Regions from separate parts of the Mus musculus genome. Here region 1 is linked to region 2. The links are chromatin loops, found by intact Hi-C in ENCODE. Cell type or tissue: left cerebral cortex. All regions are shown on one strand.

Region 1 (8,000 bases), 71 kb before region 2:
GACAGTTCTGAACTGTCTTGCAGATGCTGGGCACTGCATCCAGGTATTCTGAAGGAACAGTGCTCTTAATTATTGAGCCATGTCTCCAGTCCCTAACAACCCATTTTAAAGGAATATTAAAATGCTAAAGCACTATAATTATTAATTATAAAAATTGTTAAAAAATGAATCAAGGTTCTTAGAACAGTCTCAAAGGCAGTATTTTCTAAAGGTGAACCCTATTCAGTTTTTTTATGAAGATATTTATAAAATCTCCCTAAAACGTCAAGTGTAGTTTCAAAACAATTCCATAAAACCAAGTATAACTTCCTATATTTTAATAAGAAAAACATGTATTTTTATTTCTTGAAATAAAGTATATAATGATAATGAACTATTTCTAATTTCTGTATATTAAATTTTATTGTCCTCTTTTATTTATTACATACATTTGAATTACAATGAAATTGATGTAAGAATTTCACCTGATAATACCATAATTTTATGGCTCTTTATAAATTATCTGTACTTGTTTTTAAAGCATGCATAAAATACATTGATAAATGAACTTTTAAAATCTCCACACAAGCATCGGTGCTGGTTTCTTCTGATAAGCATTTCAGCACTGACTCCCTCAGCAGGAAAAAGCAGACGTGAAGGATGCAGATGACAGATTCAAAGCAAATGACTTTCTGCTTTCTGTTCAGAAATGACCCTCATTTGCTAACTATTATCTCCCACAAGGTTTCTAGTTTATCCTGAAACTGATGGTTGCACCAACAGGCAGAGATGCTGCTGGGGTCATGCATGCCTCCAGCTCCAGCATGCCAGAGCAGGAGGAACTAAGCCTGCTTAAGCTACACACAAGTTTCAGGTCAGAGGCCTACAGAGCCAAAACCCCAGCCAGTCAAACAAAACAGATACAAGGTATGCTGACTCTGGGCACTCCAAAGATGCAAAGAGATAAACTTATTTCCCACTAAGAAAGTTGCAACAAAGGCTTGACCTCCTTACTAAAAGCCAAAGAACAAGCATAAATCCTTCTAATGAATAGGAAGAGGGGGCTCAAGAGAGGAGAAAAATGATTTCTCAAACGTGGTGGAGCTAGGCAAGCACTCTACCACTCAGTTAGCCTGGACTGAGGGTGACATGGGAACCATTCCTTCTAAGTAAGCAAGCACGCTCATCTAGTAGTCTTGCTAGATAAGACAAAACATTTTCTATACTGGAAAAAAAAAAAAATCCGAGCCCTGTATTTTTTCCATTTAGCCTTATCTTTCCATGTGAATACCTCGATCTTATAAAACAATTATGCTGTTGCCAAATATCATTGGCCAGCATATGCATATACTGTAAGCTATAAAAACTATTTTCAATATCACTAATCTCTAATTAATAGACTCTTCCAAAATAGCTTGTTTTCCTTTTAACTGGTAGAGACAAACTCTAGTTCTCAAAGTAACATCTCTGCAACTGAATTGAGAGCAGATATTAAATAGTCATCAGAAAAGGACCACAATTCCTTGAAAAATTATAAGGAAAAAAATCCTGATACTTCTTCCTGGGTTTCAGTGGTGAACCATCAACATATGCTACTGGGTCAAAACCATTATCCTGAAGATTGGTGTCTTCTGATAGAAACGTGTTCCTATATGAAGGCAGGAAAAAGCATTTTCTTACCTTGTATTACATGAGAGTTGTCCTTCAAGAAGAAGTTATACAGGTATTTGGGAATAAAAGCAGACATGCACGCATATGCCAAGGCTAAGAAAGAACAAAGCAAAGCCACACTCAGTTAACAGAGTAGTGAGAGCTCTTACTCACTCAGCACACACTCTGTGAGTCTACTGTTAAACACAATTATGATCTAAATGCTGGAAACACAAAATGACAGGTAGAAAAGCTTCTGATATTTACAAAGGAGACATTGAAAGATAAACACTCTAGTAATTCCAATTTCAAATTGCTGTGGCAATCATTATCCTACAATAATAAAATCTTAATTGCCTGGACTTTATTTTTTTTTTTAATTTCTAAGCACTCATTATTAACAAGGTGCAGGAACCTCATAATCATTAATTACTGCTGATACAAGCAAGATTCCTGGGCTTCGGAGAACTAGTTATAACCTGTACTTTCAGACACAGTCTTTTATTACTCCTGACTCTGTAACTAATAATTGCATATACCTGAGTAAGTCCAGCAAAAACCAGACCAGACTAGTGAGTGAGCTTATCAGAAGAGAGCACTATAAAGTCATTCAAAGAAAGAAATATAAAAATTTCAAGATTATTGTATTTCTACTCAATTTTATATGACAGTATATGTAAAATGAAAATTCAGAGATAAGATGTCTATGTATTAAGGTAATATAGGATATCATACTACACAAGTGATGTAATTCAGAATTCTAAATTAATTTGTCTTTTTTTTTTCAGGTTTGAGGAGCAAACCCAGGGACTTTTAGCAAGTGTTCTCCTCTTCACTGAGCTAAATCCCCAACCCCTGATATTTTTGTCTTTTCTCTCGTTCTAAATTTGAGTGTATCATATCTAACACAGTAGTTTAAAACTCTACTATGAGAGGTCCTAAAACAGAGTGATAGAAACCAAAATTCCTGCCACTAACAAACAGCCGGACAAACAAAGGCTGGCAGCACTGGCATACAGGCCATGAGAACAAAACAGACCCAGGATCAACTCCCTGATCCACAGAGTGTTGCCTAAGACCACAAAAGGCATGAAGAAGTTTCCATTAAGCAAGTATGTTTGGTATAATATGTGTTGGATATATAATAAGGGAAAAACCTAACCAATATTGATTGGTTTATAAACTAGTTAGAAAATATATTTAACAGTAATTTCTAGGAGAGTGAGAATCTTCTCCCAGATCATCAGAGTGGGTGAGGTGATGGAGCAGAATGAGAACAGCTCTCACCACACTGTCAGGCGTGGGCTCGTGACAAGGAATACCCTCCAATACTCAACTAATTACTTTCACCCTCTAAAAGAAATTAATACAATTTCACAATGTTTTATGACATATGCAAGGTAAAATATAAGAATTTTAAGATAAAACTTCTGTTTTTGAGCCTGATATTTAAGAATAATATGCATAGTGATTTCTCAGTGATAGAAAGCTTACCTTCATTGTTGAAATTTAGATACAGGAATGGAGCACAGAGTGAGTCAAGACCTGATGCAGGGGAATTGAAAGGAAAGAGACAAATGAGTGCATTGCAGAAGAGCTGCAGAGCCCTCCCTCCATTCCTACTCTCCAATACATCAGCATTGTGTGCACACCAGCACAGATGTGCATTCTGTGAGCAGTTACCTCCCTCCATTCCTGCATCTCCACAAATACATCAGCATTGTGTGCACACCAGCACAGATGTGCATTCTGTAAGCAGTTACCTCCCTCCATTCCTGCATCTCCACAAATACATCAGCATTGTGTGCACACCAGCACAGATGTGCATTCTGTGAGCAGTTACCTCCCTCCATTCCTGCATCTCCACAAATACATCAGCATTGTGTGCACACCAGCACAGATGTGCATTCTGTCAGTAGTTACTATGCAGAATAAACAGGAGGGTCTGACAGATCAGCGTCGCACACAAGGCAAAGAGCAGCACAGCAATAGATATGATGGATTCAGTCCCAAGTCTGGCCCAAACCATGTGTGAATTTGGTTATTATTGGCCTCTTCGGGTATGTTTTCTCATGTAGGAGATGAATCTTTGTGATGTAAGCCACATTTATTTATTGATAATACTGCTTTTAATCTGTTACCACACTGAAAGAACACACAAAACGGACCTGTAATGGGTTAGGAGGAAATGTACTCTGCGGTGTGCTGGGCAAAAATAATCATACCTTCATGAATGGTCGGTGAGCAGTACAGCACTCAAAACCAAAACCACTGCTCAGAACAAAGCGCTCAGAAATAGGGTTGGGTTGAATAGGTTTCTTATTTATGAATTAATGATCATAAAGATAATAATGGCAAATGAAGAAATCCAGGAAATTAGAGACATTAATGATAGTAGAGAGAAAAAGGAAAAAAAATGAAATGAGCAATTTAAGGTGATATTCGATTCCTAATAACTACAATTATCTATTAGGAATACTTCAGTGGTAACATTCTCAGTAGCCTAACATCTCATCTGTCATGAGTTACTCACTACTGTGACATGATTAAAACTGTTTGCACAGATTAGACTGTTTTCCTGTTAATATCACTGAAAGCTGTTGACTTTTAAATATCATGTAAAATGATATCTTCAATGCATTTAGACCAAGTTTGTTTGATAATTTATTTAAAGTTAACATCTTCAAAAATGCACTAGAATTTTAGAGGCTTTTTCCCCTCTTCGAGATGAAAGAGGAAAGACCTGAAGAAAAATCCTAATAACTAAATGTTACCTTGCCAGTACACAAGATCAGGATGAGAAACCACCCAGGCTTTCAGTACACGCCGGAACTTTGCATGGCCTTCTGGTGATGACAACAGCTCGTCATACTGATGACAGCGAGGGATGTCTACCTCAATCTATAAGCAGCAGAACAGGAAGGAGCAGCTGTAAGAGATGATCCCACACACTTGCAGCCCTCGCTTCTTCAGCACGTGGGAAAAGAGACTGCTTCGGAATATTTCACCCTTAGAATCCACTGATGAAGTGCACAGGTGTTTAAACTCATCCCTGGAGGCATCACACCTTACTTTCTGAGTATAAGAGAAACTCTTTTTCTAACTACACAGACTTCGGGCAGTGGAAGAATATTCATAATGAAGGGGAAAGGTATCGTCATTCCTTCTAGCATTTAAAGAATTGGGAGAATTGTCTGAGAACACCTTACTTGTCTATCTGTAGGAATCGGAGTGTCTTTGTCAATGGCGTCATACTTGGCATGAATAGCTCCCTGCAAAAAATAAAATAACACATACATTCTTTACATCCTTGATAAAACTAGAAGAACACATTAATATGCTGGGATCATAAGTATTTTAATTTTATAGTTTTTTTTAGATTTGGAATACTTGCATAAAATTTACTGGTACAATGTCTCTAATCTAAAAATGCAAAATCCATTTTTTTTTCAGCAAGATGTCAATACTCAGAGCTTTCATATTTGAAATTTTTAAATTAGTGATGCTTTAAAGGAAAAACCTGTTTCTTACAAAAATCTAATTTTGAAGAGCTACCTAAATATGAATAGTTATATTTAAATTAAAGCTTAGAAATTCTCTACATCTTTGACCATCCATGTCTGATGAAGGTCCACTGAGGTGAGGTGGATCTTTCCCTAGTGTGTTAATACACACCTGTAATCCCAACACTCAAGAGAAAGAAGCAGGCAGATGCTGTGACAACACAGTGAGACCTTACTTCAAAAAGAAACAAGAACGACAACCAAAGAACCGCTTTGAATTATACGTACCAAGTGGAAAATGACCTTAGTGGTCACTTAGCTATAAAATACACCAAAATGCCATTTTCTCTGCATTACTAACTCATAAATCAACATTTTCACGAAAAAGATATTATTTTAGAGAGAGGATTATCTTATCAGAAGATTTTCTGCTAAAGCAGGTGAGGCAAACAAAGCTGTTGAGAAGAATGACAGTAGCAGGAACATCGGATGAATATGCTGTGAGCAGAGAACCTTAGGCTCATTAACAGTTCTTACTTACAGGGCCACACAAAGAATATCTGAATATAGTACTTTAAACTTCAATCATGTTCTATAGAATCACTTATGTAAAGTTCTTATTTTTATGAATTACTATAGTGGTAGAGAAAGCCAAGAATTCAGTAAAATTATTTACTGCATATATTTTTTGGGATATCTATTAATAACAGGTTTGGAAAACCTGACAATGTGAGTCTTTCTAGACTGGAGTATAGTACAGTTCTATTGCACTAATTATGACCATGTGGTAAAAAGCAACAGGCAATCTTGTAAAGTAACCAAACACATTCACAGAAATTTGTAGAATCTCATTAAGAGAATCAAGAATAGAAAAAAAAATTGTGCCAACAGAGGTCTATAAAGGTTAAAAATAACTAAGGCCACACTATAGGATGGGCCCCACACTCAGCAACAGTTGGCTAAGACAAATGCACTCCATGATTTTGTCAATCTGTTTTAATTTGAGAGAGAGGTGGGGGGAATTGGGTGGGTAGAGAGGATCTGAGAGGAGATGGATGGAGTAGGAGAAGCAACATGAAAAATACATTGTATAAAATAAATAAAAAACTTTAAAAAGATTAAAAATGGTTGAGGGAACTATTTATCTATGCGAGAACACAAGCGGACAGAATGAAAAGGAAATTGGTAGGAAATGAAACAATATGGCAAGAACTATGATCATGTCTTGTCACCAGCCTCTTCTGAGAACACACTGTGAATAACTCGAGGCAGCGTGCTTTCCTTCACTGCTGCAGATCAGGAACAGAAGACAAAGCGGCTACTTCTCTTGGCAGGTTGGCCAAGCGGAACAGCTATGTGAAAAGCCACTAAATTACATTCATAATTTTGACAAGCCACAACTGAATTAAAATAATAATCAATTTGGAACCACTTATAAATTAAAGTTATATTTAAAAAGGAGCATACTTCATAAGCAGGATGGTACTTATAACTGATATATATTCACTAGATAACTAGTTTAAAATAATAATATTTCCCACGGGTGCTAATAAGTACAATATTAAAATAATTATATTTTATATTCTATGATTTTCAAGTACTTTTCTACTTAAAATTGTTAAATATTTTAATATATAATTTTCTATTAGTAGAAGTAAAGTTATATGTGAAGCGTTATAGTGTTTCTGAGATGCGATTCTTCCATGTACTCCTGACCTTAAGCTCATAATCTACTGCAACAGCCTCCCACACATTGGAAGATAACCATGAATCCCTACACCCGGGGGTACTGTACATTTCATACTCTTTCTATACACTACTTATCCATTTCCATGCTTTTTGCTTTCTTACCTCAACTCCCAGAAGAGCAGCCCAGGTTAAACCTCTCATAAGTGGAGGGATGTCAACTCTTGCTTCTTTCCAGATTTGATTTTTTTTGTATGGGTAAGCCTATGATAAGATAAAAATAGTCAAAATTAAAATCATATCACCAAATGTTTAGAGAGAACTAATTATCAATTCTCAAATTATTTAAAAAAAATAGGAAGAATTTGTTTAAACTCATTTTAGAGCACAGCATTACCCTATATCAAACCCAGACAAGAAAACTATAGGCCTGCATCCCTAATGACTACCCAGCACAAATTTTTAACATAATACTATAAACTGAGTCCCATAGCCCATGAAAAACTCAGTATAATCCAGTGCGATTCATATGATGGCTTGCCACACACAAACCAAAAATGGAATACACAATATTAACACAATGAAGAACAATAATATATTATCTTATCAATAAATATAAAAAATTTAACAAGATCCATCACCTTGTCCAGGAAAAGATTATTTACAAACAGGATGGAAAAGAATGTACCACAGTACATGAACAAGCCCGCAGCTAACAGTATTCCAAACGGAGAAAAGCTGAGCACATTCGTTCTAAGATGTGGAATAAGAGAGAGATGTTCACACACTCTCTATTTATCCAGAATGTTACAGAACTCCCAGTCTGCCATCAGGGAGGACAAAGAAGTAACATGACCTATGTATACAAACCCCTGAACTACTGAACAAACTTAGTGAAGTTGTAGTATATGAAATCAACAAACAAAAGTCAGTTTCATTATATCAATAATGAAATATCTGTAAAAGAAATCAAGAAAGGAACTCTACAATAGAGTTTAGAAATTTTATTTTATACAGTCATTTATAAAATAGTACCTAAATTTATAAAATAAATTTAATAAAAATATGAAAAAAGTCTCTAAATTGATTCTACATAATCATTTAAAAAACTTAATGGCTGAGAACGGTGTCACGTGTATGTAATCCCAGCACTCAGAATGATGATGCAGGAGGATGATGAGT
Region 2 (8,000 bases):
TGATTTGGTTTTTATAAATTGTTATGATGTGATATTTTCAAGTCCTTGAAGGGATGCATTATTTATGAAGAGTATTCAAGCCATGTTTTAATTGTAGAACCTAGAAATACATTTGCACCTAATTTGTTTAGAGAGCCATCTTTTATCCAGGATACATCTTATTTTTTCCCTGAAACTGTAATCTTGTGTTATTTTGATTAAGCCTGGAGAAAATTGGCATAATTTATTTGTTAGTTGGGAGAAATGCTAAGACATTTCAACTCTGGAGCATAAGGAATTTCTTTTTAACTTTTTAACAAATTGTAGAAGTACCCCCAAATGTTAATAGTGATGTATACAATGCTTGAATTAAACAATGGACTGGGACCTCACTGGGAGGGAGAGCGCCAGCAGAGTCTGGGTCAGGCTCCAGAACTGCAGAAAGAACAGGAGAGAACTCTTGCTTAGTATTAGAAATGAGCAGGTGTATCGGGCAAGAGAGTTCATGCGAACGGGCTCACTTCGCTTTAGTTCTAGCACTAACCTAAGTAACCTGCATCCTTACTGTCATTGTAGTTTGTGACAGCTCCTAAATTTAATATGTCTTGCATAGCTTTTTATGAAATAAAGGGTTAACTTTATACATTTCCATTTGGTTGTAGTTGAAACTTTACATCAAGCTGGTTCACTCAGTTATATATTCTTTAATAAACACGCTGGCTGCTCTTCCCAGAGGTCTCTGGTTCAGTTCCCAGTACCCTCCTGGAGACACCCAGAGAACAGATGAGTCTCTATATCTCTAACTCCAGTTTGGCCTCCGCAGACACCAGGCTCACAGGTGGTGTGCAGATGTGCTTGTAGGCAAACGTCCATATGCATTTGAAAAACCCAAAATACCCATATACGTTTGAGGAAAAGATTTCTACTGTTGTGCTCATGCCTTGTCAATCTGAAAGATTTTCTTTTTATGTTTATGTAAAATATTAGTCTTCATTTTTATACATGACTTCTTAACAAAAAGTATTTTAGATACACAGAGACAGGTATAGCCAGAAAGGCAGTCTTATTTGATAAGTAGAGAGCAAGTGTGCCTGGAGTATTATAGACAAGATTATTCTAAATCTCTGCATATCTTTAGTCATTACTTTTGTTCTACACAGATGCAAAATCGTATGGTGGTTTTACTCTGTAATCTGAAGCCTGCAAAGATGCGGGGAGTTCTGTCTCAAGCCATGGTGATGTGTGCCAGTTCACCAGAGAAAGTGGAGATTCTGGCCCCTCCCAACGGGTCCGTTCCTGGGGACAGAATTACTTTTGATGCTTTTCCTGGTAAGTACTAATTATTTAAATGGTTTGGAATCAGCTTTTAAAGTAGTGTTTATAAAGCTTAGAGGTTAAAACCAGTCCTGTGTGTGTATCCCACAGTGAGCATAACGCCACATGTTACTTGAAGTGCTACAGAGGTTCTGTCTTATGTAAAACACTCATATTTGCACCTACAGAACACTGTGACAGAGATGTGAATCTAATTGATGTGCTGTAAAATTATTTAAGCTGTAGATGATAACACAGAGGCCAGCGATGGAAAGTAACATTTCATTTCTACAGTTTGCTCTTTTGAGTATAAATAATCCTGAGACAGCTGAAGTATCGCAATACAGGAGAAATAAGGAGGGTTTCTTGTCTTGTTTTATTACATTTGGAGATAATATCTCATCTATGAGCCAGGCCATCCTCCTGCTTTCTCCTCCCAAGTGTTGGAATTCCAGGCATGAGGCACCATGTCTAGCTTAAAAAAATAGATCTTTGAAGCAGAATAAAGAATGCCTGCCAGATGTAGAAGATGTTTATAAGAACAGGAGTCAGGCTAGCTAATCTTATCTCAGTAGGAGCCATCTGTATGTAAGGGAGCAGCCTTCACGCCATGGCCACAGACATCCTGGAGGAAAAAGCTGCTGGGGACACTTTCTGCACACACTGTCAGTATCTATCCTTGGGAAACACCCACATCCTCAGCCCCAGAAGGTTTTGCCTTCCCTCGGAGCTTCTGGGGAAGGCTTTGGCACTCCATGGGACTATGGCTTTGGGGTCCTTGAGATGGCTACGCCCATGTCAGCAGCACATACTCACCCGGGACCTCTACTCAGGGCTTCCTGCACTCCCATGCATGGATGTGTCTCGAACATAGTCACAATATATATTTATCTAACATTAAATCATTTAGGAATTCAATAATTTTTTTTCTTTTAACATTTACAATCTGTTGAGAAAAAGATAAATAAACCCAGTTGACCTTTTTGTATTAGCATTAGCCTCATTTGTTATTTGAACACCTAAGAATTAAACTGGGTGGAGTGTGGTGTAAAATGTAATCCCAGGGCTTGAAAGGCAGACTGCGTTTATCTATCTATCTGTCTATCTATCTATCTATCTATCTATCTATCTATTTATTTATGTATTTTTATTTTATTTTATTTCTTGGTATCATAAATCAAATATTTAAAAGCAGAGGAAATCTACCTTAGCCATCCTTTTTACACAGTTGAAAACTGGGTCCAGTGGCTGGCTTATGAATTCTTGCAGCTTCTTTATTATCATGATAACCTGTCATTTCCTTATCTCGAGCTAACAGGTGAATACCTCTAGATTTTGAATCCATTTGTATTGTGTGCTTGTTACTGGGTGGGAGAGGCAGTCTTCCTTAATTTTCTCACTGGCCTGGCGTCTAGGCTAACAGCCCAGCACGGATGTCTTGCTTTTTCCATGTTCTTGAATTCTGTGCATTGACTTGGCTGTCTTCTCATGCTTCATGATCTTCAGTCTGGCATTTCATCCTAATTCTCTTCTTGTTCATGAGGCATGTAATGTCTTGGAAAAGTTAATATTTATAAAGAGAAACCTAAACTTTAATATATGAGATTACTTAAATAGCTTTATCACTTAGAGTATGCCTAACCACACTGAACACAAATAACTGCTCAGATTTGGTCTGAGTACACATCTTATATATGCTTCCATACCAACTACTGCTTCGGAAGCAGCAAATCTCATAAGGAACAGCAATTTAAACCACATGCGGCAGCTGGTCTTGGAGTGTTTTGTCTTGTTTGGAGTTTTCCTTAAGATGCTGTCCTACTTAGGGTTTTACTGCTGTGAAAGGACACAATGACCAAGGCAACCCTTATAAGGACAACATTTAATTGGGGCTGGCTTACAGGTTCAGAGATGCAGTCCATTATCATCAAGGCAGAAGCTTGGCAGCATCCAGACAGGCATGGTGTAGGAGGAGCTGAGAGTTGTACATCTTTATCTGTAGGCTACTAGCACAATACTGTCTTCCAGGCAGCTAGGACTAGGGTATTAAAGCCCACACCCACAGTGACACACCTACTTCAACAAGGCCATACTTCCCAGCAGTGCCACTCCTTGGGCCAAGCATATACACACCATCATAGATGCCATGTCTAGCGGTTGGTTTATATCTTTGTGGGTTTTTTACGTTGTAAAGCAGAAGGTATCCTTTGAAACTCCACCCAGCACTTGACATGTTCAGTGTGTGAAGACATGCTGTAAACATCACATTGGGGACTCAAAACTTTGAAATGTTATTTTGCCTTTTAAAAAGTTTCCTCCTTAACTATTCTTTCCTATTACACAGCTAGAAACTCACGTAGACTTTAGAAGATGCTGCATAATATGTATAGTATAGGAAGAACTAAAAGTCACCTAACATTTTTAAAAATAAAATTGAGGGCAGCTATAAATTTTGGTATTTAAATATACTGACTGGTCCTAAAGCTCGAAGTGGAAATAATTTTAAGGCAATTCTGTAGCCAGAAGACAAGGGTCATGATAGGTTTTAGATTGGTTTGAGTCTTTGTTTTTCTGACATTGCACTATTCATGGTCTAATAATAAATAGAAATTTACATTTAGACGTTTAAACTCCAAGGTCATGCTTAAATCCATTTATAATGAGCCTTAGCAATAATAAAAATTAATAATCAGAAAGTGTAGATTGAGCATTTGACTTCTTTTTTTTTTTAAGTCAAACTTAACTATGTTCAATTTCTCTTCTAAAATCCATTTGATGCAGGTTTCCTTCTCTACTAATTCTCTGCTATGGTTAAGGAGATCCCCATTACTTGGTGGAATATCATGGCTGGTTTTCCTTCTCTTTAACTCACTTGGATCCAGGCACCATTCTCTGCTGGTGGCACCGTTACATCCTCTTTGGTGGCTGATCTGCTGTGAGTTCTCACTGAGAGCCTCAGACCTTGATCTTTAGACCTTTGCCTTTCCTTTACAAAGCCTTGTCATTTCATCAGTTATGTGACCGACACCTAGTAGACCTCTTTGCTTTCATTTCTCACAAAAGAATATATGTCCCTATCTTTTAAAAAAAATTTACTTATTTTGTATGTGTGTATGTGACTGTATATATACGTGTGTATCATGTGCATGGCATTGGCCACAATGGCATCCCCAGGACCTGGAGTTACAGGCAGTTTAAGCCACCTTAATGGAAATTGAACTTGGATCCTCTGTCAGAGCAGCAGGTGCCATCTCCAGTGCTCCATGTCCTAATCTAGCCCCTTTCCACAGCAGTTTCTCTTACAGTGTAGCCTAACATAATGTCCGAATTAGCCCTCCTACAGCAGGCATGACCATGTGCTGGTCTTTGTGCTGATCTTTGACATATGTTTAGCAAGCTCAAAGGATTTGCAGTTTTTAGTTTAAGAACTTGTATTGTCAACATCTAATTTTTTGGTAGCTATGACTGATGAAAAAGGAAAAGAAGGTTAAGAAAATACTGTCCGGTGATGACGTAACAAAACAAGAATAGACTTCTGTAAGACAGTTTATTTTTAAAAGATATTTGAAATATGTTTCCATTTTTTTACATTTTACTGTGTGCGTGCTGGTTTGTGTGCATGTGTTTGTGCAAGTACATGTGCATATGTATACCAGTGGTGTGATGTGGACATGATAGAACTATTAGTAGTCAGTTCTCTCTTTCTGCCTACGGGTCCTGAGGTTCAAGCCTAGATTGCCGGGTGTTTCACCTGATGAGCCAGTAATATGGCTCAAAATCTATTGTTCTTCTCATTTCCAACTAGTCTAAACACCCCATTGAATACTACGTTATTGAGAGACATTTTTGGTAAAGCTAAAAATTAACACCAAAATCAAGACTTTTTCAACTGTTAAGGTCCAGTGTTCATATATAAAAGGTAAATTTTCAAAGGACAAATGTACCAAGATACTCAGATTTGGTACTAGAGCATACCCATAGAGTGAGTATTGTTTCCATGAAGTAGGTCACATGAGCCTTTTTAGTCTCCTGTGTGCATAAAAGTGATGTTTAGGGGCCAGGTGTTGTTGGCAAAGACTTTGATCCCAACAGATTAAAGCTGGGAGATAGAGACAGCTCATCTCTGTCTGCACAGTAAGTTTCATGCCAGCCAAGGCTGTATAGTGAGTCCCTGTCTTTTAAAAGAAAGTTATGTTTATACTATAGCATCATGTGTAAGAAGGAATGCAGCACACCTGACCTAAAAAAACACAGTGCTAAGAACCTTCTGACAACTGCTGAGCCGTTATCATGACATCACTGTGCTGGTGCAGGATGCCTTGCTGCTGGTGGCTTCTGGTTAGTGAGGATAGTGGTTAGCAAAGGTTGAACTGGCTGTGACAGTCTTTTAAAACTATGTGGTGAAGTTGGCCACATGCTAGTCATTTCTCATTCCGTTGCTTATCTTGAGAGGTGTGTACACAAGCAGCACCTTGGCCCGGCTGTTCCACATGAAACTGGCTCAGTTTGGCCTTGGCTTCAGGCTCTACCCACAGCGGCAGCCTCCTCTACTGATGCTTTCTGACCTCAGAGTCACCTATAGGGTTGGAGGTGCCTTTTTCTAAACCTGTTTGTGTTGCTTGCTTCAGTGCACAAGGGTTCTTAGGGGCATCTAGAATAGTGAATTCACATGTTTCTCAGCTTTGCCCACACTCATCGGGCAGTCACTGCTTGGGACACCTATGACCCTGTAGCATGTATTTCTTAAATGATAAAACTTGAAACTCAAAAGTAACTCCCTGACCCATGGGCTACAAAATTGGAGCTAAGTTAGGTATAAAGAAATCATATTATCTCCACTACAGCCCTTTTGGTGCCCAGAAATGATATTTTGGAAGAAATTGCTTTACTGAGCTGTATGTAGTCACAACAGTGGGCCTAATGTATCCTGTAAGCCTTAACTGTAAGCAGGTTTGCTATCGTAGGCATCCCTTTTATAGGTGGAAAAGATTCAGTGTAGTTCTTTTGTAGTTCTCCAGTTTGGGGATGGTGGATGAGCAGCTCTTTAACTGAAAATCACTAGCTGCATTAGCCCTCATTAGTGGTCAGCCTGTCCTTTGATGCTCTCAAGTTGCTGTTGACTTCAACTATGAACACTGTATATAGGGTCTTCTAATGTAATATTTGATCTATTCTGAAGATAAGTTCGTTGATATAACCACCTATGGCACTTCATCTTAGCTGGACCTCCTAGGTGGTCTACTGTAATTTCTACATCAGCTTTTGTGGCTTCACCTTAAAGCTGGTGTGAATCTGGGTCTCTGCTTTCTGAACACATTATCAGTTTGATATGGTCTTGGTGGAGGGGTGTGAAATTCAGTGCATACGCCTTGCTAACCAGTTTCTTTGTTCTAGTGTCCAGGATTCTGAAATACCCACTTGTTACAAGATTAACCTTTTAGAATGACTTAGAAACAAGAGAGTTCTAGCCTTGCAGATCTACAGGGAAGCGGGATTGCATTTTGTTGATGGCTCCCCTCTTCTATTAGTCTCTACTGTCAGATGGTCTGAAACGAGGAAGATCCCTTTCTTTGACTCGAATCTGCTTTTCAGTTATGCTTTCATAGCATGTTCTACTAGACGTATATCATTTATTGAGCTATTCTGGTATGTATTATATACACAAGCATGGTTTTGCTTTTTCTTCTTAGTTTTTAGTCACCAAAAGGTGCCAGAGCCAAAAAATTCCTCCACTTGTGTGTGTGTGTGTGTGTGTGTGTGTGTGTGTGTGTGTGTGTGTGTACAGCGAGTAAATTACGTGCAGTAATGGGATAGTTCTGTTTCCCTGTCAGTAGATAGAAGAACTATTTGGTCTGTTGGTTATCTTTAAACTGAGACCACAGATACTTCACTTCTAATTTGTCTTCTGTTGATTATAAAGTACACATTATCAGTTATCGCAAATAGAGGGATTAGGAGTAATAACCACTTATTTGAGGGCCATTTGTTTTCTTTGTGAGCAGCAGCATGGCATATCAGGCGGCCAGGTGCTAGCTGTGCCATAGAAATGGGCACTGATGGCATATCCTCCTCTGCCTGCTGCTGGTGTGACTGGGCAGTTTATCTTCTTCTCTATGGGTAATATTAGAATCAAGATTGCTGTATATATTTCAGGCAACAACATATGTTCCTAGTGTTTGGAAAATGCTGCTCTTGCATTCTTACTGGTTTTATTCTGTCATGCAGGGTGTGTGTCATGCATGTCTTACAACCTGCCAGGGGTAGACGTTCAACCTATCTAAATGGGCTCCTATGTTCCCAGACTTTATTTACACGATGAAGATCTTACAACTTCCCTGAGTAATTTGGGGCTGGAGATGGAGCTTAGATGCTAGTGTACTTGCTTAGGAGTGAGAAAAATTCCCCAGCACAGCAGTAATAAGAATGAGGATAACTTGAAACAAATTATTAATATTGTATTGTCTACAAAAATATTTAGTGTTCCTAAGGAAATGATAGTCACGAGTATACACTGCTGGTGTGAGAATAAGGTTAAATGTAAGGATGCTGATTCAGGCTAAAGATCAAGCACTATCAGAACTCACAAGAAGCCTGTTTCTAGATCATGTGAGCGAGCCTGGGTGTTAGTCCTGTAACGTTCTGTTTTTTCTCTGAACAGGAGAGCCTGACAAGGAGCTAAACCCTAAGAAGAAGATCTGGGAGCAGAT

What was found. A loop is a pair of places that touch in the nucleus more often than their neighbours do. Peaks named below come from ENCODE experiments on the same cell type or tissue, not always from the same donor. Only the 100,000 strongest peaks of a DNase experiment are listed, where the experiment ranks them.
Region 1: a loop joins it to region 2, with 2.1 times the contacts of the local background. A loop is called at or near these places in 2 of 42 quality-filtered maps.

The regions. Positions count from the first base shown.
Region 1 is chr3:132,731,248-132,739,247 of GRCm38, reverse strand. Tbck (TBC1 domain containing kinase) reads right to left here. Exons shown (of 26, transcript NM_001163455.2): 15 at 6,984-7,082; 16 at 4,839-4,901; 17 at 4,404-4,530; 18 at 3,124-3,174; 19 at 1,660-1,743. Among named protein-coding and RNA genes, the nearest start is that of Gm30294, 42 kb to the left of the region's middle. In left cerebral cortex, no CTCF peak of the experiment used is centred here; a DNase peak (open chromatin) is centred at 4,599.
Region 2 is chr3:132,660,693-132,668,692 of GRCm38, reverse strand. It overlaps Aimp1 (aminoacyl tRNA synthetase complex-interacting multifunctional protein 1), which reads left to right. Exons shown (of 7, transcript NM_007926.2): 6 at 1,140-1,308; 7 at 7,952-8,000. Among named protein-coding and RNA genes, the nearest start is that of Aimp1, 19 kb to the left of the region's middle. In left cerebral cortex, no CTCF peak of the experiment used is centred here; no DNase peak of the experiment used is centred here.